Regions from separate parts of the Mus musculus genome. Here region 2 is linked to region 1. A link is a loop called in an ENCODE intact Hi-C map of the cell type or tissue named here. Cell type or tissue: heart. All regions are shown on one strand.

Region 1 (8,000 bases):
GGTGCTGAAATCTGCTAGCTTTTGCTGGTTAGTAGAAGCATCCTCAGACTCTGTGGCTTTCGCAGGTACTCTTTGCCATTCCTGCTATTGACCTTGATTCCTCCTCTATGAAGTATATAACATGTTCATTCTTGCATGCTTCCTTTCTTCTATCTTGCACTACTCATCTCTGTGTACCGCATAGACAGTATTTAAAATATGAAAAGACTTGCTTTCAGGACAGGTAATACCTGGGTTTATATTCTATCCACAGAGATTATACTGTAGTTATACTGGGAATTATACTGTAGTTACTCCCAAAATGGCTAGAAGACAACAAAGAACAGGTGTGGCGAGATAGTGAGTCAACTTTGATGAAAAGTGCTAGCTAGAAAGAAAGAAACAAACAAACAGACAAGGAGAAAGAAAGATAGATATATGGTTGATACACAGATGTCGAGAGATAGATAATAAATGAAAGATAGATATAGACAGACAGACAGACAGATATTAGAGCTAGCCAAACTTTGTCTCTTTACATATATATATATATATATATATATATATGTGTGTGTGTGTGTGTGTGTGTGTGTGTGTGTGTTCTTTTGCTTGCTTTATCATTTATTTTGCAGTACTGAGCAAATATCTCTAGTTGGATGATCTGAATACATTAATTTCTAGCCCCTAGAGATCAGAACGAGGCTACAGACCCCTTCTTTAGAGATATGGAAAACATTCAGTATAAGAAGGATGTTCAAATATTTTATAGATGAATAATAAGCTGTCAACAAAACTCTTTCTTTCAATAAAGCTCATGAGCTAAAATAAGTTTATCTGGCCTGCTTTGACATCATTTCACTTGTCAATTGTACCCAATGTCAAAATAGTTGATTTCCAGGAAATAATATAGGGGGGAAAACGACTTTCCTTGAAATCCCAGAAATTCTCTCAAAACTGAGGGAGAATTTCGTTTACTCAGTAATCACTCTGTGCTGGGTGATGAGCTAAGTCATTCTCAAGCAATGTCTTAATCACCCCTCAACAGAACCTGGCAAATTTTGCAGCAAGCATTCATTTAATTTTCTGTTTAAAGAAAAGGAGATCCTATAAGCTGTTTGTGTTTTACTGCAATATCAGAATGTGACCTCTATTATTTCCTCTCAGGTCCCTCTTCTTCTCTTCTATCTCTATCATCCAAGTTTCCACCTATGACACACTCACTGTGCATAATATTGCATCTACCCCTTTGGCTTGCGTCAATGTAAAAGCTCATGTGTTTTACCTATACGAAACAAACTACACACACACACACACACACACACACACACACACACACACACACCACACACACTACCACCTCCACCACCACTACCATTGTGGATTCTCTGTGACAGTCTATTTGGTTTTGAAAATTAAAAAACAGAAAAAGAAAAAAAAATCATTCCACCCTTCTGTTCAGGAAAGGAAACTGATTTAGGAAGCTGCAGACGTGACTGAATAGAATCTGAGCAGAGCCTTTAGCCTGCTCACAAAAAGAAGCTGGATGTTGTTAAAGGGGCTTTGCAGTTGGTGTAACTCACCCGGAGACAGAGCAAGTAGCAGAGCATTTGTCATCAGCCCTTCTAAAGGCCACTGCCCTAGTTAACTGTGTGAACTGGGGCACTCGAGTCTGAGTAATTCAGGCCTCTTATTTCCAGCACATGTCCCCAGTCATTCTTGTCAAAATGGAGGCCACCTCTCCATGCTGAATGTGTCATTTATCTTTTGAAAAATAACCTGTAACTTTCATCCAGCTAGTAAAACAGAAAGAGAAAAAGGAAGAGAAAAAGTTACCTTCCCAGATAAAAATGACTGAACGCTTTTTAGGAAAGGACAAAGGGCAAGCCTGCTGGAAGGAGTTAAAGTGAAAGGACCCATTTCTCTCCTGTGTCGGAGTATGCTTCCACTCACTGCATTATTGGTTGACTACATACTACTGGCCACAAATAAATCCCAGATGTTGTGAATTAATAAAGTTAACACTTACATTCTATGTAATGCCCACCTTCCATGGACTGAGGAAAGAACTATAGTTTGTGAAGGTTTTGTATTCAAATGCCAGCCAGATCTGAACTGGCGTCTTTGATTTCAAGTAGAGTTCAATAGCCAGCCCTGGAATCTTTCGGGGCCCACTCTACTCTGGCCAGGAATTTGCCTTCTTCCTTGACCTGTTTGTTATTCTACAGCACAGCTGAAGCCAATGGTCCCTGTCGAGCATGCCTCAAGGTAAAGGCAAATGTAAACAGAGCCAATGGAAGACATGCTTGAAACTCTAATCGTTACACAGTGATCAGGGGCCATGGAATAAATTCTGGTCTCTGTCAGGATAGCATGGATAAGTGATTGAACCCCTTTGTCTTTGGGACCTTTAGCTGTGAGGTGAAGGCAAGGTCAACAGCATTTCATAGTTATCATGATAATCCTATGTGCTAATACACGTGTGAAGCACTCAGGCCAGTCTATAGTAAATCCTCGCTAAATAATGACATGTCAAAACTGAGCTGGTCCTAATGGCAACATAATCCTGCACTCAGGAAGCTGAGGCAAGAGGATTGGAAAATTCCAGCCACTTGAAGGACAGTAAGTTCAAGACCAGACTGGACTATATAGTGAGATTCTATCTAGAAAAACAAAAATAAGAACATAAACATAAACCAGAAATAAATAAAAAGTAAAAGCTTATTTGCATGCATTGTCTCATGCCGTTACTCTCCAAATATATTTCACTTTACTTAGCATTCAGTCAATAATCTGACTTACTCTCAAAATAAATTTATAGTCGTTTTGCTTCATGATTATTACACATATACTTTTACACATATAAGAATCACCTCCAAATTCACCTCCAAATTCTTTTTATGTTTTTTAGTAAAATTATATTACATATACACATATTTCCAGTGGAATTTTCATAAAATTTAATTTTGTCATCTAGATCCATAGTATATCTGCCTATATAACCAAACTGTCTTGAAATATATCCTTAATATTTTTAAGGTTTATATTCATATAGAGAATCTATATTTTCTAATATATCAGTTTAATTCTTGGCTGTTGGTGATAGTCTTGTGGAAGAGTGGGAGTTAGAATGGAGAAAGCTCGCGGGGTCAAGGATGCCACAAAAAGGCCTACACAGTCAACTAACCTGGGCCCATGGGGCTCACAGACTGAACCACCAAACAACAAGTATGCAGGGGCTGGACCTAGGCCTCCCCACACAAACGAGCAGATGTGCAGCTTGGTCTTTGTATGGGTTCCCTAACAACTGAGGTGGAGGCTCTCTCTGACTCTGTTGCCTGCTTTTGGAGCCCCTTCTACCAGACTGGACTGTTTGGTCAGAGGGAGAGGCTAGGCTTAGTCTTGTTGGAGATAGATGTCCCAAGATAGGTTGGTACCCAAGCAAGGATTCCCCTTTTCAGAGGCGAAGGAGAGGGGTTATTGAAGGAAGGATCTGTAAGGGTGGGACTAGGAGGAGCAGAAGTAGGGCTTGCAATCGAGATGTAAAGCGAATAAACGAATAATGAAGCTAAAAATCAAAACCAAAAATCAAAAGAAAACTCAACACTTAATTAACTTGTCTACTAATGGATTATTAAACAAACGGCAACAATTCAACTCCTCCGCCATCCTGACTTCCTTTCCACAGGCTTGCATGTGAGCATGCTCATACTTTAGTAATTATCCTGCTTGTTTGCTTACTGTTTATTTGCTTTTCTTGTCTAGTCTTCCCACACTCACCGCTCAGCTTCAGTTGTCTTATTTATCATAGGTATTAATTTCCAATCACTGTGTCAATCTTTCCCTTATTCATTCATTCATTCATTCATTCATTCACCCCATAAATAGAAATAGAAAATTTCAAAGAGCAACGAAAAGTAGTTTTAAAAAACAGAAACAGAAATAAACTTCCAGGAATATTGTTTCTGGGATAAGGAGTTTGGCTTCAACATTTTTATCTTCTGGATGAGGAGAGAGAGCATAGAAGTAAAGAAATGGAGGTATATGAGATTAAACCACTTTAATTACCCTAGTGTGCAACAGAGGAGAGTTAATAGGGTGAGGCTGAGTGGAATGTGTGTTAGTAGAAGAACAACAATGTACAGTCTCAGATGAGGAAGTGGCATGAATACAGAGCTGGATCATATGTAATGTCTGACAGAAGCAAGCCGCAGGTAAACCGAGTAAATATGAGGCTTCAGAGGCGATAAACTGTGTAGTGTGAGAGCAAAAGTGAGAACAGTGAAGAGGGAACTGAAGAGCAGGTGTGACGTTAAGAAGGCAAAGCATGTCACAAGGCCAGGTCATGCCGGCAAGCGCTTTAAAAATTTACTGTGCATCTAATTCATCTGGGATCTTGTTAAAATGCAAACTCAGATTCAGAAGTTCTGGGGCTGGGCCAGAGATTTACAACTCTTAACGGGATTCCAGAGAATGCTATCTGTTATTCCAAGGGCCGGACTTTGACTAGAAAGCATGTGGGTTGTGAAAAAGAGGTTGGGGGAGGGGGGGCTGTAAGTACAAATGAATGTCATAAAAGGGCCTTGGGTTGGCCTGACCATAAATAAATATACATATTCAAAGGCTCTAACATCCTATGTGTATAAAGAAACCTGCTGCAGAGAATGCATAAGGGAAAGAATCAGCGAGTAGACCATTTCCTTTAGCCAGCAGTTCCATGCTGGCTGGGAAAGAGCTTGTGTCAGTCACTTTTTGTAACTTTGGTAAGAGAGCTGAGCAAACAACTTTAGAAAAGAAAAACTTGTTTTGGACTCAAAGTTTGCCCCATCAATTCTATGCCTATGTGGGGTAAGACACAAAGAAAGTCCTAGTGAGGAATATGTGGCAGAGCAGAGAAGTTCACTCCAAACTGACAAACAGGGGGCACAGATTAGAAACATCATTTAAAGGCAAAACCTCTGTGATCTTCTTCTTCCAAGCTGGCCCAATCTCCTGCTTTCTATCTCCTCCCAGCGACATCATCGGATTAAGAATTCACCGATGCATCCGTTCATTGATTATGTCCCTGACCTCATGATCCAATCATGTCTCACTGAAAGTGCAGTCTGAGAAGGAAGCCTGACGCACAAAAGACCTTTGAAGAAACACTTGGTATCCTATCCAAAGAGCTCTTGAGAGACTGTCACATTTAAAACGTATTTTCAGGATAGGCTAAATCAAATATTGCACAAGATGTTGGTGAAAACCAAAAGTGATCAAGACTCCACTTACCACAAAAGTAAAAAGATTCTAAAGAAAAATGAGGAAGGCAGGATAGAAATCAAGGGATTATGAGCTTATCATATCACATAACATATAGGAGATATCATGTGAAAAATCAAATGTAGATATTAAGTGTAAATTGTATAGATACCAGGAGTTCAAGGAAGTCAATACAGATGGAATCTTGGAGTCACTATATTTGAAAGCCATTTAACTGAATTATCACAGGTAATAACTTAATATTAGATTTATGATTTAAAGGTAGAAGAAAGACAAGCCAAGGGGAGAGGGCTAAGAGAATTGGCTATTGGAAATCCATGTGAAAGATATAGGATGAAGTACAACACTAAGCCAGAAACTGGCAAAAAGACCAAGCCAATACCACTTACCAAATGAGATGAAATTGAAAAATACTTGGATGTAGTGTGGCATGTCATAACCCATTTGACAAAGGTTGTCATGGTAACAGGATGAAACTTCCTGCCCAGATGACCAGGAAGAGTAAAAAAATAATAAGGTAGATTCAGATATAAGGCAACCCTTTCAAAAGTTTTTTTTTCTATACAGTAGGCTAGAGAAATAGGTCACACGTGAAATTTTTGAGTTAGGGGGCAGTAGATAATGTTCATGTGCTTTTGAGAATGAAGGTTGAGGGAAGAGAGATGTGGAGAGAAGAAGGCGATAACAGGGAAACAAAGTAGACATCAGTAGAATCTCTCGTACGGTGGGAAGATGCAGTAGTGATCTACATGCTTATGGCTTTCATGAAAATAGGACCAAAATAACAGATACGGGAGGAAGAAAGATTAGAGACTTGAGCAGTAAAGCATTGGTGTTATTTGGTCATCTGAGTAGGAAAACAAATTTCAAACCAAAATGTAGTATAAGGATTAAAGGGCAGTGCTGAGAACTATTTCAAAAACTTCAATAGCATTAATACAAAATGGGTGGAATTTTCTGTAGGTACATTTATCTATTTAGAGAGAATATAGCAAAATTACTTAGGATATATGCAAGGGAGAGATGTAGTAATAGACCCTAGCATTTAGATCAGATGAGAGGGAAGTGAGAATCTGAAAATGTGTTGAGCCAATACATTATCTAAATGACACCGAATAACAGCTGTTAAGGTAAATTAAGGGATTTCTTTGACTCCGGATAGATAAAACCTCTGAACTCTCCAAAGGTGCCAAACTGTAACTTTTAACCACATACAGAGTTATGAAAGTTTTTGAAAAATATTTATTATAGAGTTAATAAATGTTAAGCATAAGATGGTATTTTGCTTACAATTTCTCAGAAGCATGTCTATTGAGAAAAACAGCATTCATCAGCACCAAGACTGTATCTCTTAATATTTCAAAACATTTTAACTGTTTTAATGCTCCAGGCTAAAAAAAAATCAAAACATCATCCCCACCAACAGGCTAGTAGAGAACTATCATTGAGCACTGTCTTGTCTCTCTGCTTAATATTCTCGCAACAGAAATAACACGGAAGTTATCTCACAGGATTTGAATGGAAATGCACTTCCAGAAAAATCTGAAGAGCCAACAGGTAGGATCTTGCAAAGTCACTTCAAGCAGTCTTTAGAAAACGGTCAGAAGGGCAAAGAGTCCATAAAGTAAGGCACAGGGGTAAGCGACAAGAAGCTGCTGTCCTTCCATGGCCAAGGCCGAAATGAAGATCTTAGAAGCTGAGAGACTGCACCAGGTAATGATGAGCAGGGCTGACATGGTTCCTATGGTACCCCTGTAGGAGAGACAAAGATGACAGATGCCTTATGCCTGAAGGGTGGGGGGAGGGGGCTGAATCAGAACTACCTGTGAAGTGCAGGTGGTGCATCTGTTCAGAGCATCAGTCTCCATTTGCAAAGGAGATTGACTACCTGAAGGAGCTTACAGGGCCTCAGGCAGCCAGAAAATATTTTATTCAAATCTGCTGTTCAGGACTGATCTTTTTACACTTTGGTAAATCTAGAATAAGCAAAAGCAGAAGTCGTGGTAATCATCAGTCTCATTTATTGACATTTCCTATTTTATTCCTGTTTCATGTAATGTATTTCTGAGTTTTGTGTATTGTGACTTTGGATTTTAACAAAGTCTAGTGGCTAAACATTTCATTGGTAGCTCTAGCTGGATGTGGTGGCCGCTAACAACGTTGGAGGCAGAACCTAGAGGGAAGAAGTTTGGCCCACCAACCCCTGCAACTTGTTCTCTTTCCTCCAGGCTGAGCAGCTGTCTCTTCCATCACACTTTCCTTATCACCATATCGACCTCTCCACAGAAGAAATTTAGCAAGCCTGTTCTAAACTGAGAGCCAAAACAAATATCTCCTCTTTAAACATGACTTTCTCAAGTACTTCATAACGCTTGTGAGATGCTCACACTCAATTTCCTTTATGATTTCAGGATGAAAAAAAAATGTCTAAACATGTAGTGGTTTTCCAAATCTAATTTACATGAACAGTCTTCTCTTTGTCCCTAGCACCCAAATCATTTAAGATGCTCTAAATACCGAAGACACTGAAAATACTCTTACCAAAAAAGATGGTACACCACAGTGTTATTATTTTGCAAAATCAATCAGACAAAGTTGTCAAACTTCTGTATAGAGCACAGCTCTGTAAGCAGAGCAACCTGCTAGAGCAAACAGTTATACAAAATGCAGTATCTGTCTGTGGCTAGAACTGAGTAAGCATAACTGGTTCTATCTATGCATTCACATTGTCCATTTCCTGTCATATTCTTTTGTTAAATCTG
Region 2 (8,000 bases), 1.3 Mb before region 1:
TTCTATACTTGGACATTATGCACTAAGCATATTAGTGTTGTTGTATATGATAGAATTTCTGTATTTAATTAGGCTGAACAGTATTTGCATTTTCTTCATCCACTCATCTGCCAACATACATTTAAATGTTTGTACCTCTTGACTTTTATGAATAATGCTGCACTGAATGTGTATTTACAAATATAATTTCAAGAGTTAAGAATTAAACTTTAATTTGTTTTGATATACAGTAAGCCCTGTATCTTCCTTGGAAGACTAATTCCAGAACATTCTGAGGTCCCAATACATACTCAAGTCCCTTCTACAAAATAACATACTATATGCATGGAACCTGTAGCATACACACTGTCGTCAACATACCTTGAATCATTCTATGTTACTTATAATACCTAGTCTATTATAAATGATAGGTAAATGGATGTCATGTTATGTAATTTAGGGACAATGAATGGAGCTCTTTCAGTTCATTTACCTTCAGTGGTAAAAATATCTGGAGATTCAGACTTGCTGATACCTAGAAGTTTGTGTTCTAGGCATCCTTTTAAGCAGTCAAGTTAATACTCAAAACTGCATCAGCAGTGGGCTGCAAATCAAACATCAATGAGATTTCACTTCACACTTGCTAATGTTACATTGGAAATAAGACAAGAATATCAATGATAAAAGACAATAGGTGTTGCTGCAGATATGAAAAAGGGAACCAACTGATGTTGCTGATGGGGATGGAAGGTGGTCCAACCACCTTATAAGAATTTGTGTAGGCAATCACTTTGGTTCAATGATATTCCCATACCTAACTGACATAATTTCAAGACCACTCTACCTAAAAAGATAAGAAATGAAAGGATCTCTTGAATTTTAGGGAAGAAAGAGATAAACTTATTTAGAGACAAAGGATGGATTAAAGGATCTTTAGCAGCATAGGAACAAAACTTTATTTTCTCTTTTTTATTATTCCTATAATGCATTTCAATCATATTCATGACTTTCCTCCAACTCTTTCCTGATCCATTCTACATCCCAATTTTGTTTCCACTTTAAAAAGAATATTTACCATGTACAGCAGATGCTACCCATAGTCTTAGATGTGTGGCCTTCAGCTTAAGTATGGTCAACTCATCAGGGACCACACCCTTGAAGAAAACTAACTCTTCCATCAGCAGCTATCAATTACAATAGTGACTTATGTAGGGTTGTGTCTTCATACCCAGCTCTTCTCTCTATTCTAGGAGTTTTGTCTGGCCTGAGTTTGTCCAGGTCGTGTGTGTGCTGTTTCAACTTCTGCTTAGCTATGGAGATAACTACCATTCAGCTACATGGTGAAAGCTGGTCGTGGAGAAAGTCTTCAGAGAAATAACTAAAAAGCCCAGAGTGTCAGGGAATCCTCTTTAGATTTGTGGCCAGTATCTGAAAGGGAAAATAGTCCACAAAAGAGAGAAAAACGAAGTTATGGTTTCTGAGTTGAATCTGGGAAAAATGCACAGGGTTAATTTACAGGTTTCTTAAGTGACTGCCTATGAGTAAGGGGAGCATTTGGCACTGCACTAAGAAAATAATTATTCCTCCTGTCTTCTTAGTCTGCTCTTTCATGAGTCAATTTTTTTCTGTGATGATCTCATAACCAGGTACTCAAGAGTCATGAGAGATTGTCTTCATCTAGGACGAGGATATTTCACTCTTTTGACCAGGAATCCTAAGGGGTGGCATTAGTGATATCTTCCTTTCTCTTGCTAAGGCAATGAGAGATGGATTTCAAAGCTGAGTAAAGGGAAGCTTTCACCTTAATAGACTCTAAGCCTGCTATCACCAGTCTAGCTAACAAAAGGATCTATCGAATCCTACTCACCAACTTCTGCCCTGACCTCTGATCCTTTTCCCACAAGGGGTGCCCTCAGTCCTTCGATCTCAGTAGGGTTCAGTTCAGTGTCTTTTCCCTTTTACAGTGGTCCTGAAAGTTTTTCTTTCCTGTTTAAATCTAGCTGGTGCAACTTCTTTGCAAATGATAAAAATAATTTCAATCAGAGGATTAATTAGAAACTAATCAAACCCTGGGTGTATACTTGTTTTTAAAATTATTGTAATCAAATCTAATATGAAAAGCAAAATGGAAACAATTTCATGCAAATTCTGATCTGAGAGACTTTTTGAAGTCAGTCTCCCATTGCTCTTGCTTCTTTAGAGGATCTTGTGCTTAGTCATCTCTTAATATACTAAATTAGTGTTTTAGGATTTTGAAGATGTGTACCATTTAGCGAATTAGTTTTCTTTTTCTTTTAGTCAAGTCTTAGAAATTTTACTGATATTGGAGTAACATCAGTCCATAGAGACTGACTATATTGATGCCCTGTCTTTCTACTGGAAGTGGACTCTGTAAGTTCCCTCTCCCCACTGTAGGGCATTTCATCTAAGGTCCCTCCCTTTGAGTTTTCAGAGTCTCTTATCTCCCAGGTCTCTGACTCAGTCTAGAGATTTCCCCCACCTCCTACCTCCTGAGGTTGCCTGTTTCAATTCTTCCTGCTGATCCTCAGGGCTTCAGTTCTGTCTCGCCCCAGCCCAATGCATGATTAAGTTACCCTCTTCCCCTGTCTGTCCCCTTTCCCATCCAGGTCCCTCTCTCCCTTCCTTTCTCCCAGTAATTGCTTTCTTCTCCCTCCCAAGTGGGATCAAGACATCTTTACTTGGGCCCTTTGGCTGGTTAACCTTCTTGAGTTTTTCGGATTGTATCCTGAGAATTCTGTACCTTTTTGTCTAATATCCACTTATCAGTGAGTACATACCATGCATATCCTTTTGGGTCTGAGTTGCCTTACTCAGGATGATATTATCTAGTTCCATCCATTTGACTACAAAACTCATAATGCCCTTGTTCTTAATAGTGGAGTATACTATTATAATACTCCATTGTGAAAATGAACCACATTTTCTGTATCCATTCTTCTGTTGTGGGACATCTGGATTGTTTCCAGATTCTGGCTATCACAAACAAGGTCGTTATGAACATAGTGGAACACGTGCCCCTGTGGCATGGTGGGGCGTCTTTTGAGTATATGCCCAAGAGTAATATAGCTGGGTCTTCAGGTAGACCTATTTCCAATTTTCTAAGGAACCTCCAGATTGATTTCCAGAGTGGTTTTATCTGTTTGCAATCCCACCAGCAATGAGCATCAAGTGGAGGGATGGGGTTGCCATCCCATAGTAAAAAACTTTGACCCAGAATTATTCCTGTCTTGAAAAACTGCAGGGACAAACATGGAGAAGAGACTGAGGGAAAGGATGTCCAGTGACAGTTTCAAACTGGGAGCCCGCTCAAGGGGAGGCCCCAAGGCCTGACACTATTACTGATGCTATAGTGTGCTTACAAACAGGTGTCTAGCATGAGTGCCCTCTGAAATGCCTCCAAAGCAGCTGAAAGAGTCAGATGCAAATATTTACACCCAAGCAATGGACAGAAGCTAGTGACTCCTCTGGTTGAATTAGGGAAAAGCTGGAAGAAGCTGAGGAAGAGGGCAACCCTGTAGCAGGACCAGCAGTCTCAACTAACCCTGATATCTCTCAGACACTGGACCACCAACCAGGTGGCATACCCCAGCTGATATGAGGCCCCCAACACATATACAGCAGAGGACTGCCAGGTCTGAATTCAGTCAGAGAAGATGCACCTAACCCTCAAGATACTTGAGGCCCCAGGGAGTAGGGAGGTCTGATGGGGTGGGGGCGGGGAAGTGGGGACAACCTCTTGAAGATGGGGGGGGGTATGGGATGAGGAACAGTCAGAGGGCAACTGGAGGGGGAATAAAGACTAGACTTTTTAAAAAGATTAAAGAATAAGATAAAAAGACTGACTATTAAAACATAAGAGTGATTTTCTTCAATGTGTCTCCTTCTGTTCCTCCTCCTTTCCCTCCTCCCCCTTCTCCTTCTATGTTGTATAGAATACCAGAGGGGAAACTTTAGAGGAGATACTTTTAATCCCGTAATGATGTCTCTTTTATAGGTGCAGTAGCAAACCATCGTCATTAGGAAAGCAAAGAAAAAAATCAAAATGAGAAAAATGACCCTTGCTAACTTTTGGAAAACTTTGGTATCTTCAAAAGCGTTCCAACTGATTTTATAATTTTAACTCAGTGCTAGTATCAGTTTCTAAATAGTTGCTTTTTCTGGAGGCCAGTTACTGTTTTCTTATGCATGAGGGCATTCGAAGCACATTTTTTTTAAAGGTATTCAGAATGGAGGAGAAGTAAATAAAGCTAAAGCTAAAAGAGAATCTGCTTTCCTGAGATAGAAAGGATATTCATATTCGGTGATATTATCTCTTTTTAGGCTAAAAATACCACAAAGAGTGCTTTCTTTCTTACAAGCAGACCAACTGTGGTAGTATCCACCAGGCCTTGAGAACCTGTGCTTTGAATATACTTATTACATCTTGTTCACTGACTACTAGGTGTGTCTCTCACATTGATTCTAGTTCAGCTTTGGCATAGACTGAAATAATAGTCTTCACAATTGCAAACCTGTGCTAGTGCACTTACTCTAGGTATAGGGTATTTTATGTTGAAGCAGGTTTTAAACTCTTTCCCCTGTGGTATAGCGAGGCAAGATGAAGATACTCTTAGAGTATCATAAACATAAGAATTATGTTGCTCGAATTGCTCAAAGTTGGAGAGGAGTCAGGACTCGGAAAAACTGATTACTCAGCACTAAAATTTTAATGAAAATACCTGGTTGGAATGCATCCAAGTGCAGAACGCTTTGCTAACTTTCCTTCAACTGCTTCAGCAGGTGGCGCTAGTGTGCTTTTAATGACACTCCGTATGCGTGTTGAGAAATAACTGGGCTAGAGTTTTTCTGTTTTCCCAGGGAATGGGCAGTTCTGTAGAAAACTAGGTACATAACCCTCTACGTATATGTATACACACACACACACACACACACACACACACACACACACACACACACACACACACACACACATATCATTTTAATCATGAAAGCATTCATGAATTACTTCTACAGAAGCTAACAACAAAAAGCTGTAATTGAAATTATCCAGCATAGGATTAAAATGCTTTCTTCAGTTTTCCTAGATTTTGGTTATGTTCTAGATTAATTCAACCGACGGCTACATTGTTTTGCCAACAGATCACTAAGAAAATTGATACTCTGCTACAGATCAGTGTGTCTTGTACAACGTGGATATGATTTAGCATAATGGAGGAGGGCCTGGGAATCTGAATTTCTAACACGTTTCCTAATGTTAGTATATATGTTCCTCATGTTAAACTTTGGGTAGGACTCCGTATCTGAGCTACCTTCAAGTCCGGTCACTGTGTGACGTTGGCAAAGCCATTTCATGACTTTGATAATGCAGTTATGAACCCAGGAGAAAAATATGGTATAGTGAACTTCCCTTTTGGGAATATGTGCACAGCAACCATCTAAAGATCCTATAAATTCTGAATTATCTGTTAATTTTAATTTACAAATATTTTAATTAGGGCTGGAAAGATGGCTTCGTGGTTAGGGATGCTTACTCTCTTACAAGGACACAGGGTCAGTTCCTCTGTGTGCAGTAGCTGTCAGCATCCTGTAATGCTCTAGGTGATTTGATAGCTCTGTCCTCTGTGGCTCTGGTACACTTATGCACACTGATTTTCAATTAATACCTCTTCCTGTGCCCCAACTTAGACATAATTAAAATAAGAACATTATGTTTAGTGTGTTTTAGATGATTTTTAAATTGAACCCACTGACTTCCAAATTTTTAGCAGTGATTTGTTTACAAAGAAACATTTTATTTCATTTAGACTTTAGCTTATGGCTTGACTTTTAGCCCCAAAGGGAACCCTGAAGCGAATAGAATGCTGGGTCTCTAAGCCTGAGAACTGACAGCAAGTTTACAATCTGGTACAAATAATTCACAGAGAGAAAGAAGGAGGAAAAAGTTCTAAATCACTTAATTACGCAACAGCGACTGAACAAATACCAAGGGGAATTGAGAGAGCAGTTGTGAATCATTTAATTCTGTGACCTTAAACTAAATTAATGTTCTAAGGGTATATGGTAGGCCACTTAGCCCTCTTATTTCCAGTGGGACTAGCCTCAATTAACACTGGCCCTTCTCAGGTCTAAGACCTTGCTGATATATGATTTCTTGTTGACCTCAGTAAAACTCACTCTGCTACCACATACAGTTTGTCCATCTGTGTCTCAGCAGGGCTCAACAACTTACAGTGGTTTACTGGATCGGGCAATTGCTACTTTAGTAATTAATACCTGAGTGTTCAGCAGCTGAGCAGTCTGAATAAATGACTTTTTAGATGTGTAGGCAAATTGAAGCAGGGTGCAAGATTCTTGTGGAAAGGTGGCGCTTTGAATTTTCAAGTCAGTCAAGTAAATGAGCTCTATTCTCTCAGTGCTAACTTTGAAATCCCATCATCTCTTTATCTTATTTCAGCTCCAGAGTTCAAAGCAGAGTGTGAGTCAATTGAGTTTTTGTAGTTTCTGTGACTTTACTAGTATAGTGAAGGTCTTTTAGAACCTTCCATTAGGGGTCATTGAGAAGTGAGGTTAAACACATGGAAAGACAGTTTGGGACTACACTAAATCACTAATGTATGCCACCTGAAAGTTTCTTTGTTTTGTTTTCGTTTTTTGTTTGTTTGTTTTAGGGAAAGTTATTCTGGGTGGAAGAGATGGTTTCTAGATTGTTTCCTAAACTCTTTACTTGTTACTTTGTGATTTCCTGAGAACTAACTTTCAATTCAACTATTAGTGAAATTTTACTTGTTTCAAAATAATATTTCCCTATAGTAAAATTTCAGGAAAACCCTTTTTTCCTTCTCAATGTGAGCAATATTTACTGATTATTTGAACTCTTCAGGCAATTTTGTAAATATTTAAATATCTTGGGTAATTAGTAGTACTAATAACATGCAGTTTTTCTTACAATAGCAGCAATCATGATATGCAAAACTGATATGTATGTTTAGATATATAAATTTCCACATTAACCTTAAAAAGATGACAGGCTGAGGCTTTCTAAAGATGCACTATGCCCAACTTCCATCACAGGAGGAGAGTCTGTGCATATTCTGTGCTTTGTCTTCATTGACTTGTAGCCATTCCATAGCATGGATCTCTGATGTCCCCAGACTTTCCCCGATGAAGAATTAGATTTAAAGTGCTCACCAAGTTCCATTTTACTTCCATAAAACTTGCATGGAACAGACAAGAGTTTCAGGCCTAGATCTTGCTCCTGAGAAGTTAGCACTCTTTTCAAAGCCAGGAGGAGGCAGCTGTGAGGTCTGGGAATGTGTCGAGAGAGAGAATGAAGAGCAACCAAGTGAGTAAGATTTGATATTGTGAAGCTCCCAAAATGTACAAATAGCATACCTCTCATGCTTCAGTTGATAAGAATTCTGTCAAAAGCCATATTTTTCCCTGCTAAAATTGTCTATGGCTTAGGAAGCAATAATTCTTATTGTTGCCAACACAGCTTCCAACCAGCACACCAATCCTTATTACTAGATGGAAAAGATACTGAAGTTGGAACCACTCTGATCACCTCATTAGGTTGACACTGATTTATTTCCCAAGTAACTGTTATGCAAAATGAGAACGTAGGGGATGTAGGTAGATATGTAAATTCCAAAATCCATTGGGTAACAAGAATTTCAAGTTATAAATATTTATAAGGAGAAGAAAATAGAGGAGAACCAGCCTGTTGGCAGAAATGGCAAATTGGAAATGAATACAAGATGGTTAGAAGATGACTTTCAGCATTCTTGCTTCTCAGAGCAGAATACAAGATATCAACAGAGACAGGAGCTTGCACAGACCCCTTAGCCAGATGCTGGGCAGAGAAATTTAGGGACCTGTAAACTCTCTGTGAAGATATAGGAGACCTTGAACTTCTGATAGTCATGTCTCTGCTTTGTGAGTTCTGAGATTATAGATATCTACTACCACTCTTGGTTTATGTGGTGCATGACAGGTGAAGG

The links. Peaks named below come from ENCODE experiments on the same cell type or tissue, not always from the same donor. Only the 100,000 strongest peaks of a DNase experiment are listed, where the experiment ranks them.
Region 2: a loop joins it to region 1, with 4 times the contacts of the local background. A loop is called at or near these places in 19 of 42 quality-filtered maps.

What each region holds. Positions count from the first base shown.
Region 1 is chr5:69,510,209-69,518,208 of GRCm38, forward strand. It overlaps Yipf7 (Yip1 domain family, member 7), which reads right to left. Exons shown (of 6, transcript NM_023784.5): 6 at 6,462-6,990. The coding sequence ends at 6,828. Among named protein-coding and RNA genes, the nearest start is that of Yipf7, 28 kb to the right of the region's middle. In heart, no CTCF peak of the experiment used is centred here; no DNase peak of the experiment used is centred here.
Region 2 is chr5:68,248,101-68,256,100 of GRCm38, forward strand. No RefSeq gene overlaps it. Among named protein-coding and RNA genes, the nearest start is that of Grxcr1, 220 kb to the left of the region's middle. In heart, a CTCF peak has its summit at 4,755 (motif pointing right); no DNase peak of the experiment used is centred here.